2 separate regions of the Homo sapiens genome follow, and region 2 is linked to region 1. A link is a loop called in an ENCODE intact Hi-C map of the cell type or tissue named here. Cell type or tissue: HCT116. All regions are shown on one strand.

What was found. Hi-C counts contacts between places; a loop is a spot of excess contacts. Peaks named below come from ENCODE experiments on the same cell type or tissue, not always from the same donor. Only the 100,000 strongest peaks of a DNase experiment are listed, where the experiment ranks them.
Region 2: it touches region 1 in a loop (2.1-fold over the local background); 9 of 110 quality-filtered maps call a loop at or near these places.

Annotation. Positions count from the first base shown.
Region 1 is chr2:128,741,753-128,749,752 of GRCh38, reverse strand. It overlaps LOC124907888 (a long non-coding RNA gene), which reads left to right and starts at 3,323. Exons shown (of 2, transcript XR_007087233.1): 1 at 3,323-3,386; 2 at 4,110-7,341. In HCT116, no CTCF peak of the experiment used is centred here; no DNase peak of the experiment used is centred here; H3K27me3 peaks cover 5,292 bases.
Region 2 is chr2:129,260,706-129,268,705 of GRCh38, reverse strand. The region is part of intron 1 of LINC01854 (long intergenic non-protein coding RNA 1854); the gene reads left to right. All of the region lies in intron 2 of LOC105373612 (a long non-coding RNA gene), which reads right to left. Among named protein-coding and RNA genes, the nearest start is that of LINC01854, 9.2 kb to the left of the region's middle. In HCT116, no CTCF peak of the experiment used is centred here; no DNase peak of the experiment used is centred here.

The DNA.
Region 1 (8,000 bases):
GTCCCCACTAGCTTGAAGGCCGCTTTGAACCCATGTGTCAGCAAACCAATGGGAGGCTGGGTGCGGGAGTGAATTCTAATCAACTGGGAGAATTAAGGCAGTAGAGGTAATTCCTTTGGGCTGCAGTAGTCAAGGGTAGCCTCTCTCAAGAGTTCTGACAGCAAACACGCATAAGCTGGAGAGAATTCCAGACACGGGGCATGTTCAGCAACTTCTCCAGCACACACACATACACAGAGAGACACACAGAGAGAGAGAGAGCTTTAGACTGAGTTTCATTCTCAGTTTTTCTAATTATTTGCCACAGAATCTTGGATGTTCACCTAACTCCTGTGACCCTCGGTTTCCTCATCTGTAAAATGGGCATCATGCAGTAGCCACTTCACAGTTACTGCACAGCTCAAAGATGCTGTTCCTAAGCTGTCTGGTATAGGGGTAGCCCTCATTGATGACAGCCCCTGTGAATATTAAGTAGATGTCAGGGGTGCAAGGAAGAACACAGCAAAACTGGGAAGGGCAATGTGTGCTGATACACCCTTATTTGGGATCCACTGTTTGCTCGGAAACTGTATTTCATTTTGTCAGCGTCTACCTGTGCTGGTTCTCAGGGAAGCTACGGAGATCTCTCCCCGCATTCTTCAACCTCCACTGCATTCTGATGCATTTAAAGGACAATTAGGCTGTGACAACTCACTGATGAATAACCGTGCTCTCTGCTAATCTTGTCACATTGGGTACTGGCTGGAGACATAATTACTACAACACGGTTGAACAGATTACACATATTAATGACTTTCCCTACTAAAAGATACAGAGCTGGGAGACCTGCAGCATCTGAATTCCCCACCCTCTGGGGTCTTTCCCAGTGAAAATGAGGGTCCAACATCAGTGAGTTACCATTGTGCTGCCAGAGCTCTGCCTCATTCTGATAGGGGATTTCCCTCCGTGCCCCATCCTCTCCATTCCTAGAGCTGAACTCCCGGCTGCTGGGTTGAGGGCTTTCCAAGATGATGGGTTAGAGACCAAGGCCAATGGACTGAGGATGGTGGCTTAATAATGTGAGCATTTGGAACTCTAACCGCAAGAAGAACTTCTGCAATGACAACGGCTCTGGGACTGAAGCTCTGGAAAGTTCACTTAGGCAAGCTCGCAGCAGCCTGAGCAGATGCATTCTCCCCGAAGGGCTTCAGACAACTCGCGCATCAGCAGCGGCTCCCCCTGCCCGCATCTGGACTCACCACTGTCAGCCGGGAGGATGCCACTCCCAGGCACTTTTCTGTGCATACACACACACACACACACACACACACACCCCTACTTGTATAAACATGCATCATTGTAAATGTCATCTTTACAAGTTAAACATCAGAACCATACTACATATACTTTTCTTTGCTTTACGCACCACCATTTTGGAAATACTCTTTTCTTGTCAGCCGCATGGTCTACCTCATTCTGCGTAATGGCTGCACCGCACTCCAGAGTAGATGTACGTTGATACTGCTTCAAATTTTCTCTTTATAAAAAAGTCTAGAATGAGCCTCCTTAACATCTCATGTAGACATCCTAATGTGCATATAACAAGATTTTTTTTAATTTAAGTCTAAAGCCCTAGAAGTAAAATTTCTTCAAGAGTATGTGCATTTTACAGTTGAACAGATTGGCAACTTGTATTCAAGAAGCTTGATGTTCACCAAGCTGCCCTCTCTCACACCGCAGATGAGAAGGCCTGTTTCTCCACATGCTTGCCAGCAGTGGGTATTATCAGTCTTTTTCATTTTTGCAAACCAGAGAGACAAAACAAAATACAGTATTATGGCTAAAATTTACATTCCCTTTGAAGTTGAGCATCTTTTCACACACAGATTCTGAATCTGTGAATTCTCCACTGGCATCCTTTGCCCATTTTTCTTTTAAATTATTTTCATTTTCTTTACTGACTTTTAGAAGCTCTTTATATAGAAAGATGGATAGTAAGTAGCCCCTAACTTCCTGAATATTGTTTTCCAAAAGTTGGTTATTTGTCATTTAATTTATTAGTGGTATTTTTCTCTTCTAGAAGTTATTTTTAGTTTTTGGTCAAATTATCTATAAATGTTTTATAAAAAGTGTCTGGATTATATACGCTCCCCCCAAAATAGTTTTATATATTGTCTTAAATTTTCTCCTAATGCTTATGTTTTTAAAAATGTGGCTGTTTAATGCAGCTGATTTATTTATTGCAGAGCAAGAGTTAGATATCTCATTTCATTTTTCCAAATGTGTAGTCAATTTTTCCAACACTGCTTATGAGAATGCTATATTTCCCCATGGATTTGAGAAACACAGATACAGGTATAAATTACCACAAATCCTTAAGTTTACTGTAAAATTTACTATTCTGTTGAGTTAATCTGTTGGTTGAGCCCTGTGCATGTACCATAAGTTTTCAATAAGTCATTGGCTTAATGGTATACCTTTTACTATTTGTTGATCTTTTATGTCAAATGTTTGCTTGGTTATTCTTGCGCATTTTCTCTTCCATTTGGATTTCCATTAAAAATCCAATAGAGATTTTGTTGAGATGTTCTGTAAGTTCATAGGAAGAGAGTTTACATCTTTAAATACTGAATTTTCCATTCAGACACATGATATTTATTTATTTAGGTCTCTTTTAATGATATTCATTTGTGTTTTATAATTTTTAATTTTCTTGTTACACATCTTGCATATTTCTTATAAAGTTTGTACTTCAATTTTTTATGTTTTGGGTTGCTGAATGCATGTCATATTTGTCGTTCCCATTTTCTAATTGGGCAATCCTGATTTACAGGAAAGTATTCGATTCTTGTGTGTTCATTTATATTTGTCTGATTACCACATTTTTAGGTTTGTTTCCTTGGATCTTCTCAGTACATACATGTTGCAAATGTGGTTTTCCCTTTCCAACACTGTAATTTGTCTTTTTAAGTCTTGATCTGTTCTTTAGCTACATCTGGTGTAATGTTGATAGTGGGAATTCTTGCCCACCTCCTGTCCTTAATAATACTGTCATAGCACTGAAGGTAGCTGTAGCCTCCCCCAGTTTCCCCACTTTTTCTCTGTCCTGACTGAGAAACACAGAGTGCCTTGACCGCTCTGTGACCCTGGCAGCTGCATGTTTTCCCCGCAGGCTTCACCCAAGCCGGGACCTTGAACATTCCCAGACACTGATAAAACTGTTGAGGTCCGTGCTCAAAAACACTGAGGCTAACCCTGTTGCTATTATACATGTAGAAACTAGCCCTGGCCCTGAGCCAAATGCCTTAAGCCCTCTTATAGACTCCACAACCTCACCCTTGCTATGGACATACCCAGGATGAACTTCTCTTTTCTTTCTATCCATCCCAGGGACGCTGAAGCTGTCTGTAAGTTCCCCTAATAAATGCATATTTCAGCCAAATATGTAGGTGATCATATATCTTGTTTCTCAATTAATAGTTAATATGGTGACTTATCTAAAAATTATCATCAATATAAAACCATCTATTCAGGATTAGAATGCTAATACCTGACTTGATTACTTACTTTGTGCCAGGGACTTTAATAAATACCACACATTACATATCATGGTATTTATTTCCTGGTTGTGACATACACTCTGGATGCACTGCCAGATCTAACTTGTCAATATGTTATTGGAGACTTTTGCCTCTATGTTCTAAAGTGGTGGGTTTTTTTCCTGTCCTCATTGGAGGAGTTTTTCCAGCTTCATGGAATAAATTGAGCAGCTTCTCCATCATTTTCTATGCTGTATGCTCTGGGACTTTTTATTAATATACAGTTTGTCTTTTTATAGATTTGGTTTTTTAAAATACCCTATAAAACTGTCTAGACATGTTGGCTTTTTTAAGGATACATTTTTTTACTGCTTTGAAAATTTCATAGATGGGTTTTCTATTGTTGCTAAATTCAATTTTGGTCATTTCATATTCCTGGAAAACTGTTTATCTATTATATTATTTTCAAGTAAATCTATAAAGATTTACATGTTTGAAAGTTTTTAAATCTCCCCTGTATCTATAGTCTGCCACTTATCTCATTTATAAAGAAGATTATTAGTCCTTAGAATTTCTTTTTGTTTTCATCAGAACCAAGAAGTTGAACTATTATTGTCAAAATATCAGCTTTTGGAAGCATTCCCTTCAAAACCTGCACAAGACAAGGATGCCCTCTCTCACCACTCCTATTCAGCATAGTATTGGAAGTTCTGGCCAGAGCAATCAGGCAACAGAAAGAAATAAACGGCATTCAAAAAGGAAGAGAGGAAGTCAAACTATCCCTGTTTGCAGATGACATGATCCTATATCTAGAAAACTCTATCCTCTCAGCCTAAAGGCTTCTTAAGCTGATAAGCAACTTTAGCAAAGTCTCAGGATACAAAATCAATGCGCAAAATTCACTAGCACTCCTACACATCAACAACAGGGAAGCTGAGAGCCAAATCGTGAAAAAATTCCAATTCACAATTGCCACACAAAGAATAAAATACCTACGAATACAGCTAACAAGGGAAGTGAAAGATCTCTACAAGGAGAACTGCAAAACACTGCTCAAAGAAATCAGAGACAACACAAACAAATGGAAAAGTATTCCATGCTCGTGGATAAGAAGAACCAATATTGTGAAAATGGCTACACTGCCCAAAGCAATTTATAGATTCAATGCTATTCCCAAGAAACTACCATTGACATTCTTCACAGAACTAGAAAAAATTATTTTAAAATTCACATGAACAGAAAAAAGAGCCTGAATAGCCAAGATAATCCTAAGCAAAAAGAACAAAGCTGGAGGCATCACACTTCCTAACTTCAAAATATGCTACAGGGCTAGAGTAAACAAAACAGCATGGTACTGGCACAAGAACAGATACGTGAACCAATGGAACAGAATAGAAAACCTATAAATAAGACCGCACACCTACAACTATCTGATCTTCGACAAACCTGACAAAAACAAGCAATGGGGAAAGGATGCCCTATTCAATAAATGATGCTGGGATGACTGGCTAGCCATATGCAGAAGATTGAAACTTGACCCCTTCCTTACACCATATACAAACATTAACTCAAGATGGATTAAATACTTAAAAATCCTGGAAGACAACCTACGCAATATCATTCAGGACATCAGCACAGGCCAAGATTTCATGACAAAGGTGCCAAAAGCAATTGCAACAAAAACAAAAGTTGACAAATAGGATCTAATTAAACTAAAGAGCTTCTGCACAGCAAAATAAACTATTGACAGAGTAAACAGAAAACCTACAGAATGGGAGAAAATTTTTGCAAACTATACATCTGACAAAGGTCTAATATCCAGCATCTATAAGGAACTTAAACAAATTTACAAGAAAAAAACAACCCCATTAAAAAGCAAGCAAAGGATATGAACAGACAAGCGGCCAACAAGCATATGAAAAAAAGCTCAACATCACTGATAATTAGAGAAATGCAAATCAAAACCACAATGAGATACCATCTCATGCCAGTCAGAATGGCTTATTATTAAAATGTCAAAAACGTATTATTAAAAAGTCAAAAAGTAGCAGATGCTGACAAGGTTGTGGAGAAAAAGGAATGCTTATATGCTGTCAATGGTAGTGGAAATTAGTTCAACCATTGTGGAAGGTAGTATGCTGATTCCTCAAAGACCTAAAGACAGAAATACCATTGAAACCTGCAATCCCATTACTGGGTATATACCCAAAGGAATATAAATCATTCTGTCATAAAGACACATGCATGCGTATGTTCATTGCAGCACTATTCACAAGAGCAAAGACACGAAATCAACCCAAATGTCCATCAATGATAGACTAGATAAAGAAAATGTGGTACATATACACCATGGAATACTATGCAGCCATAAAACCGAATGAGAACATGTCCTTTGCAGGGACATAGATGGACCTGGAGGCCATTATCCTTAGCAAACTAATGCAGGAACAGAAAACCAGATATCATGCGTTCTTACTTATAAGTGGGAGCTAAATGATGAGAACACATGAACACAAAGAGGGGAACAACATACACTGGGGCCTATTGGAGGGTAGAGGTTGGGAGGAGAGAGAGGATCAGGAAAAATAACTAATGGGCACTAGGCTTAATACCTGGGTGACGAAATAATCTATACAAGCAACCCCCATGACACACACTTACCTTTATAACAAACTTGCACATCCTGCACATGTACCCCCAAACTTAAAAGTTAAACAACAAAAAATAACATACCAGCTTTTTGGTTTTTAATTAACATTAGAATTTTTATTTGTTTCCATGTTATTAATTTCTGTTTTATATTACTTTATTTTTTCTACTATAATTGGTTTCATTTCTTATTCACTTTTCAAGTTTTTCTGTTGAGTGTACACTGTATTTTCAGTATTTCTTATTTTCTAATAAATATAGTTAAGGCAACATCTTTTCCTCTAAGTTCTTCTTTAGTTACATCCCAGGAATTGTGATATGGGATGAACTCTAAATTTGATTTGTAATTTTAATTTTCATGTCTTCCTTAACACAAGAGTAGATATAGTTTTAGACATTTTCTGCAGTTAATGTTTAATTTTATTGAATTATGGTAAAGGAAAATAACCTATTGGATTTTGATTTTTGGAAAATATTGAGATTTTCTTAGTGTTCAGTCTTACGACATGTTCGATTTTGTGACTGGCCTGTGGGTTTAGGATATACTATATATTATCTATTGAAAAAATATATATGTATATACATCCCGTTTACACAAATACACAAACACAAGTGTGATAAAACTTACTGTATTATTTTAAATCCTCAACAGTCTTTGATGTTTTTGTCCATTTCTGAGTGAAATATATTAATGTCATGCCTTGTAATTACAGCTTTACAGTTTGTATTTCTACCTCATTCTGCTGAATGTACCTCGAGGCTATGCTTTTAATGCATAAATTGCTGACACCTATTTCTTCTTGTAAAATTACCCCTTTTACCTGGGATGCCCTGGGGTAGCGGGTGATGGGGCTAGGTCTCAGTGGCTTCTGTAAGCTGCTGTCTGTTCACCTCATGGCAGCTGACCTGGCTCCCTGTCCTATCCCTGGCTGCCACCCAGCACAGAGGGAGTAGGGAGATCTTCACGCTTAGGAATTTGAATTATTTTTCCTCTGATATTGTTATGTCACCTTTATTTTTGTTAATATTTCTCTGCTACAGTTTTTCTAATTTATTATTTCCAACTTTTGCCATGTTACTTTGTGTAAGGTATGCTGTTTGCAAACTTCAATCTGATAGTATGTATCCATTAATAGGGAAGTTACCTTATTCACATTAAAAATGATCATCTGTATGCTTGGGCTTATTCTTGTCTTTTTTTTTTTTTTTTTTTTTTTTTGAGACAGTCTCACTTATTCTGCCGCCCAGGCTGGAATGCAATGGCGCGATCCCTGCTCACTGCAAACTCCACCTCCCAGATTCAAGCAACTTTCCTGCCTCAGCCTCCCAAGTAGCTGGGATTACAGGCGCCCACCACTACACCCGGCTAATTTTTGTATTTTTAGTAGAGATGGGGTTTCACCATTTTAGTCAGGCTGCTCTCGAACTCCTGACCTCAGGCGATCCACCCACCTCAGCCTCCCAAAGTGCTGGGATTACAGGCATGAGCCACTGTGCCCAGCCCTTGTCATCTTATTTTATGTTTTCTATTTAACAAGTTTTTCTTGTTTTTCCATTTCTTATTCCTGTCTTTAATCCATTTTCTCTCTTTCTTTTTTTCTTTCTTTCTCTTTCTTTCTTTCTTTCATTTTATTTATTTATTTTTTTTGAGAGTCTTGCTCTGTCTGGAATGCAGAATGCAGTGGCATGATCTCCGCTCACTGCAACCTCTGCCTCCAGGGTTCAAGCCGTTCTCCTGCCTCAGCCTCTCAAGCAGCTGGAATTACAAGTGCTCGCTACCACGTCTGACTAATTTTTGTATTTTTAGTAGAGATGGGGTTTCCCCATGTTGGC
Region 2 (8,000 bases), 520 kb before region 1:
TGCCTAATCATTATATAGTTACATTCTCTGTCCCTTCTGACAGTTTTGATTTGACATATATTTTGTCTAATATAGGATAGCCATACCTGCTCTATTTTGGTTATAATTTGCATACATTATCTTTTTCTATCTCTTCACTTTCAGCCTATATGTGTGTTTAAAGCTAAAGTTAGTCTCTTGTTGGTAGTATTTAGTTGGATCTTGTTTTTTTAATGCATTTAGCCACTCTGTGTTTTTTGATTTGATAATTTAATTTACATTTAAAGAAATTATTGATAGATGAAGACTTACTTTTGCTATCTTGTTAATTGCTTTCAGACTGGTTTGTCGTTCTTTTGTTCCTTCTCTTGCTCTCTTTTTTTGTTCATTTAATTTCTATGTATGATTATGTTTGACTTTTTTCTCTTTATCTTTTGTGTATCTACTACAGGTTTGTTTGTGTGTGCTTACTATGATGCTTACATAAAACATACTTGTAACAGTCTATTTTAAGCTGATGTCAAACTAACTTTGATCACATAAAAATCTCTATTTACCTCTTTTTATAATGTGTATTTATCAATGAATTATTATAGCAATAATTATTCTATAATTTTGTCTTCTTTCATACTAATATTAAACATGATTTTCACACCACTATTAAAATATTAAGGTATTCTGAATTTAATTCTATACTTACCTTTATCAGTAAGTTTTATAATTTCATATGTTTTGTTGCTATTTAGTGTTCTTCTCTTTCAACTTGAAGAACACCTTTTAGCATTACTTGTAGTGCAGGTCTAATGGTGATAAACTTCCTCAACTTTTAGTTGTTTGGAATAGTCTTTCTTTCTCTTTCATTTCTGAAAGACAGCTTTGCCAGGTAAAATACTCTTTCTTGGCAGCTTTTTTCTTATAGCACTTTGAGTATCATACCACTCTCTCCAGGTCTGCAAGGTTGCTGTTGTGAAATCTGCTGATAGTCTTATGACAGTTCCTGTGTATATGATAATCCAATTTTTCTCTTGCTGTTTTAATTTTTTATCTTCAAATTTGGACAATTTGAATATAATATGTTTTGGTTAATATTTCTTGATGTTGAGCCTATTGAGGTCCTTTGTGTATCATAGATATGGATGTTCATTTCTTTCTCCAGATTTGGGAAATTTTCTTTTATTATTTCTTTAAATAAGCTTCCTCCCTGTTCTCTTTCTTTGCTTTTTCTTAGATTTCCATAGTGTATAAAATGTTTCTGTTGATTGTATCCCATAAATCACATAGGCTTCTTTCATTCTTTTTTGTTCCTTTTTAAATTGGTGTTCCCTCCTGAATAATTTCAAATAACCTGTCTTCAAGCTTGCTGATCATTTCTTCTGCTTTATTGAGTCTGCTCTTGAAACTCTCCATTGAAATTTTTAGTCTAGTCATTATATTATTTAGCTCCAGAATTTCTGTTTGGTTCTTTTTTATGGTTTCTCTCTCTTTGTTGAATGTTTCCTTCTGTTCATGTATTGTTTTACTAATATTGTTTAGGTTTTCTCTCTGTGTTTCCTAGATTAGTTTGAATTCTTCATCAGGCAATTTGTCGATTGCCATTTCGTTGGAGTCAGCCACTGGAACGTTATTTTGTTCCTTTGTTGGTGTTATGTTTTCTTGATTCTTTATGTTCTTTGAAGTTTGTCTTACTGTCCTTGTGTTTGAAGAAGTAGTTTTCTCCTCCACTCTTTACTGACTAATTTTAGGACAGAAAGACTTTTATTAGTCAGCCCAGCTAGATATTTGGGAAATCTGTCAGGCCTTTTCTATGGATGCGCCTGCCTCACACCTCTTGTTTCTTCTTTTTAAGATTGTATGTCCTCTTTCAATATTCCAAAATCAAGCTGTCTCTCTGTGAGTGCTTGTTCATAATCTGCAGGGACTCACCTGTGCTGCAGAGACTTTCATATACCATCTCAAGGATACCTGTGGAATGCTAAGTTCATGCAGGGGCTTTAGGTGAGATGTCTCACAGGGGTCATGGGCAGGCCTCTTGGGAAAGTTTTCAGGACAGTTAATAGTATCTGTGTCCAGTTTTTGAAATTCACTTGAAAGTTTCAGTGAGCCCCCATCATTTTTCCCCACTTCTAACTCCTCTAGACTGTATAGTTATGCTGACGCTCTCAGTAGTTTGGGTGGAATGAGGCAGAATTGGGCCTCTTGGGCAATATCTCACAAGCCTGGGGAAGTCAGGATCTCACATTACTCTCACTTTCACATGTGGGACAAACTGTGGGCCAATGAGGTCTCTCTTGGCACTGAGCTGTGCTGCTTTGGGGGAAGGGTAATATTTTAAAGTGACACTGTTCTTCTTACCTTCTTAACTATATTTGTAATTATATTTTTGCTAGAACAGCGTGCTGGAATCTCTCCATTGTATTCCTAGGTTCTCATATAGATATTCCTGACAGTGTTTGATTGTCAAAAATCAATGTTTATATGGGTCTGTGAGAATTGGAATCTTGTATTTTTTCAGCTTGCTGATGTCACTTCTGTTATAAAATATTTTTATTCAATTTTATTTAGTCATAAAGTTTACAAACTTTCTTGACAGTGAGCTTATATTGGATATGGATCTGATTCCTCTTCCAGTTGCTCATTTATGGTTGAGTGCAGTTACCCCTATCCCAATTAATTTTACTGTTAACTTATTATGTAAATCATTCCAAGTGTCACATTATCTGCACTTTATTCACTGATTTTCTGCAGCTCTCTGAGTATTCTTTCTAACATCCTTATTCTGTATTTCTATTTTGAGGTTCAAGAAAGGCTTTGATACTGAGTACCATGAAGTGTTAGAATACAAGAAAGTTTCACATTGGTTATTAATCTCCAGTTTTGCAGATGAGAAACTCAAGAATCAGAAAAATGATGAGATTGTCCCACACTCTTTGCTAGTAAGTGTTATATTGAAACAACTGAGATTTTTTCACTCCCAGCCCATCCAGTTGCCTCTGAACTATCTCCTTAGCAATATATACCTATCTCTCATAATCAGACAATCCCCTAATGACTAAATCAAAGGAGTCCTTTGTAACTTCACCCTTTCCTAGTTGCTTTGTTCTCAGTTGATGCAAATATAAGCAACTCCTTGAATAGCATGTGCTCTACCTTCATAGCTCTCTATGATCCTCTTGTCACCTTCAGTGTTGTTAGTGAATTAGCATGAAAGTTTGAGCTATTAGAGTCTTATTCCAGCAAGTGGATTCAGGTTTTATTCCCCTTTCCTGAAACTCTAATAGAAAGGTGCACTCAAGGCACAGAGATACAAAAAGTAGCTGTGATGGGCTAATCACAGACTTGTCTCATCTGATTAGTGTACAGCCTCAGCTTGGCCTGCATAGATCACATTCCCTAGACTCTCATAGGATTTGACCATATTATTGATGGCACTGGCGAGAGCAGGTGGGATCTGCACCCCAAGCGCCCCCACTAAAAGTCCCTTGTAATACAGGGAAAATGGTGTGGGTTTTAAGCTGCTTCATGGATGCATGCACGGTTGACCCACATCTAGATTCTTTAGCTGCAAAAACCAACACAAGTCCAGATAGATCACCATGACACTTCTGGGTCCTGGCTGGGATTTTCATGTTTAGAAAGGAAAAATAGTAAATAGTTCTTAATCTCAAGGTTTACTTGTCTCTGAAACATCATGCTACATTCTGAGTTTAGGTTACATCCTCTGCACTTGATTGCTCCTTCATATTTTTCAGGACACCACGACCTCAGCCTCCCTCCTGATCTCACACCTGAGTGTCTCTGGGTCATGGGAATTGATAAGGGCTGCAGATATCCCTGACATCCCTTGCTAATCATTCCCAATCGGAGTTATTGGGCAAGATCCAAACTACACTCTCTGAAGAGTCTTTCCTCAAAGTAAGTTGTCCTGGCCAACACTCCTATGGCACCTATGAATGCCAACTATGTACACACTTACATATATCAAATGGTTTAACCCTCATGTCAACCCACAGGAGAATGTATTTTTATCATTCACCTTTTTTTTTTTTTTTACAAATGTGTAAGCTGAAGCATAGGGAAATTAAGTGATTCAGTGCTTGTAGCAAGTAGGTGACAGGACTGGGATGAAGCCAAGCAGGTTATCTCAAGAGTGCATTCTCTGCTTGCTAGGCTGTGACCCTCTTCCTCCTATGTTATTTGTCTTTCTCTATTACAGTGAATGAATGGCTGTGCATAAGTCCTAGAATGCCAATCTGGATGGGCACATTGTTACTCTTACTGTGATTAATCTTCATTTCAAATATTTGTTCTTAAGACAAAGATTTGGAAAAAACATTTCAAAGAAAATCTGCAAAATGAACTTTTGGTATTTTCAAGAAAATTCTACATCCCACCATTTAATGCCATTACCCTAAAAAGCCTGTTGAGGACTCCCTTCTGTTACCTATCAATTCATTTTGTTGCCATTCCTTACTATAAAACAATCCATCCAGATTTAAAGAAATTGGAATGAGCACTCACATTGAATGAGAAGAGCAAGAATGATGTTCAGCCTTGCAGTTTAAAAATAGAGAGCAGATTGCTGTGATTCTGTAATACTCTGTTCTGCCTACAATGGTTGCAAACAGAATAAATAGTGGAAGGAAAGGAAACCAGTGAAATGCAGGTCATGTGAGAGAAGAAGTTTTATTGATGCAGTGGCCATAAAATCTCTAAACTATCATGGTTTTCTCTGTTAGCTTCCCATTAATTATTTTGAATTTAATTAGGTCACATCTTATACTCTTTCTGTGCACAAGATAAATTACTGTAGACTTGAAAGCACAGAAGCTCGAAACATATTAAGTGCAAAGACAGGGCTGAGAGAAAGAAGGCAGACAGAGGGGGCTGTCTGGCCATGGGCAGCTGCAATCAGCCTCTCTTCACAAAAGGGCCGCCATCTCTACTTTGTGTGTGCATTTGCATTCCAGGTCACTACTCAGGCTGCACTGCATGGTTTGAGTGCATATAAATTAAATAAACAGATAGGCAGCCAAGCTCCTGACTAGTAGCACGCTGTTAAGTTTATGTGTTGACTAGTAATAAACCATCATTACAGAGTAGTTCATCTAGAAAACTTATGGTTTTTAGGATAGAATAGATTTTCAATAAGAAAATTAAAGCTCAAGGAGGGAAAAAGATTTGCCCAAAGTCCTGTAGGTGATTACTGGTAGGGATGGAGCCACTATTCAGGACTCTTGGACAAATGCTCTTTTCACTCCCTCATGCGTCCCCTGTACCAATGTCAGATGATTGTTCCTAGTCTGGGTTTATAATTGTGATGTCTGCAGTGAGCTCTGAAATTCTGGAATGGTGCAGACTTTGGAAAAGGTGATGGTACAGATTTGTCCCCCTATTTTTATATATGTTTGGTGAGGCTATTTTTATATAAGCTTGGTGAGGCTAATAGCTAAAATTAGATGTAGAATAGGTAATTCCATGTGTTTTAGCTACATATTCCTTTTGGAAAAGGAGTATCCCAGAGGCTTAGTGCCTCCTAAGAGTCACTAAAGGGCTTTGCTAAGGTGAAATGAGCTGTCCTCAGGGGCTCTTGGTGGTGTTAGATCTCCTCCCCATTTCATGAACCTGACTAACTGAAACAAAACTCCAAAGACCTCAAATGCCTAGATAAAATTAGGTCCTCTTACTGCCAATTTCTAGCTACTCTTAATCATTGTTAAGGCAATTGAAGTATCATATTACATGAACACAGCTTTAACACACTTTGAATTCACCTTGTGAAGGGAGTCTGGATTGGGTTCCAGAGCTTTGGGAAAGGCTGTTGCCAAAACTCTTCTTGGAAAAATCCTATTGCCTTTGTTTCTTCTTGTGATGTACAATGTTAGGTGCATATTATAGTTTCTCAAGTATAGGCCACCTCTTTGTTTCTAATTCTCCTATTTGTTTTACCCTCATTTGAAAGCAAAGAAAAAACAGGAAACACTAATACAGAAGTGTCAATAATAACCTTTTTATACAGGATAAAGAGGGTAGGCTAGACTATTTTCTAGTAACCAACATCCACCAGATTGTCAGACTTACACAACAAAATTTTATAGCTCGCTCCATGCAAAGTTCACTCTAGAGGGCAGTTACCTCTCTGGGGCCACTTTTTCTGCCTCAGCCCAGGAATGGCACTGGTGACTTATGCTCACATTTCATTGGCCAGAACTTGTCTTTGGCTCCACTACACTGCAAGGGGCTATGACCACAGCCACTTGAATGTCTCATAAAGGAAGGACAACTGCATATTGTGAAAACCAAAGACACTATTTGCCCTGGTAGTTAATTTCTAAGATATTTAAATCCACAATTCCCAACCAAATTTATACTCACTGATAGAAGTTTTAGCAAAGATGGTAGCTGCAATATATGTATTTACCTATTCTGCATCTTTAGCTATTAGCCTCACTAAACACATATAAAAATAGGGGGAAAATCCATACCATTACTAAAAACTAGGAAAGGATGTGATTACATTCCCAAATCTCCTCCAGACAATAGATCTATGACATGAAACTGGATTTAGGGAAATGTTGACCAGTCACCAAAATACTGCATGAAGGAATAGTTTTCACAGAAAACTATGAATGTAAATGGAAGAAAAAAATCCCAGCATGATTCCCAAAACACTCTCTGACACCCAGCAGCATTGGAGGTAAGGATAGGCAAATAGGGGGAGTCACTGGCCCTTACCACTTCCAGTGGAGCCACCTTGAATTCCAGAAGGCACAACCAAAGGAAATCCAGGAAGTCCTCATCCCAGTTACTGCCAGCCCCAGGCCTTGCAAGGCAAAGGGGAGGAGCTTCTGTAGTGGACTCTCTATGAGGGTGGTCATTCCTCAGACCCAAAGCTCTTAACATCTTGTTTATGCCCACAGGCTACTAAATCTTGTATCTGACACAGTAAGGTCACAATAACTTGAGAAGCTTCTCTATGAAATTCAAACAGTGACCAACACAATCCCTGACAAACTCATTTCAACTTGAAATTTTGGATAAGCATGGACTTTATGAATAATTAAAGAAGAAAAAGCAAAGACACATATGTGTGTATGTGATTGTATGGGTATATATGTATATTTATTGTATAATTATATGTGTATGTACACAACATACACATATACACATATATGTATTTATGTATTTGCACTAATATTGGATAACAGTCAACACATGTGACAGCTATGGGCTATTATCATTATTATATCAAGATCTCTTGCAAATCACAAAGAAAGAAAAATATGAACATCTCAAGACCAAAACAGGCAAAGGCTCTGTATAGACAATTTATTCATGAAGATCTGCAAATGACTAGTACCAAGTAAACAAAATGGTACTTCATATTTCCTACACAGGTTCTAAATCACTTGAGAAATAAGACAAAGTCAGCAGGCTTACTATAACATGCTGGGCAGAAAGACACAGCTAGAAAAGATATGCTGGACACAGTCTGGAGCATGAGAAGGCCCACTGGAGATCACACCTGAAAAGCATCACAGTTCCCCAAGTCACTGCTCCCCCTGGCCTGAGTGGAAGATGGGGGCTAGAAAAAGATCAAGCATTTGGTCCACTGGCTCCAGCTAATTGTGAAACATGGAGCTAAATGTTGCCACCTACCAACCAACTAACCGCTTTTACTTCCAGGGAGAGTAATGAATGGAGGGAAAGAAGAGTATTTAGAGAAAAATCTTCCTCCTGGAAACCAGAAGGGTAGGATAATGGAGTGTTCTCTAAGACACCTTTACTGAAAGGAAAAATATGTAACTTAATACAAAAATACAATTTCATCTCTACTTTATTAAAGTATTAAAATTATGATAATGATTATAATACATCTATATTAATAATGTGTAAAAATAGATAATCTCATATACTATTGATGAGAATATAAATCAATGCCATCTTTTGGGAAGAAAATTTAGTAATACATATCAAAAATCATAGCAAAATGTATAAAATTTGTCCAAATAGTTTTACTTCTA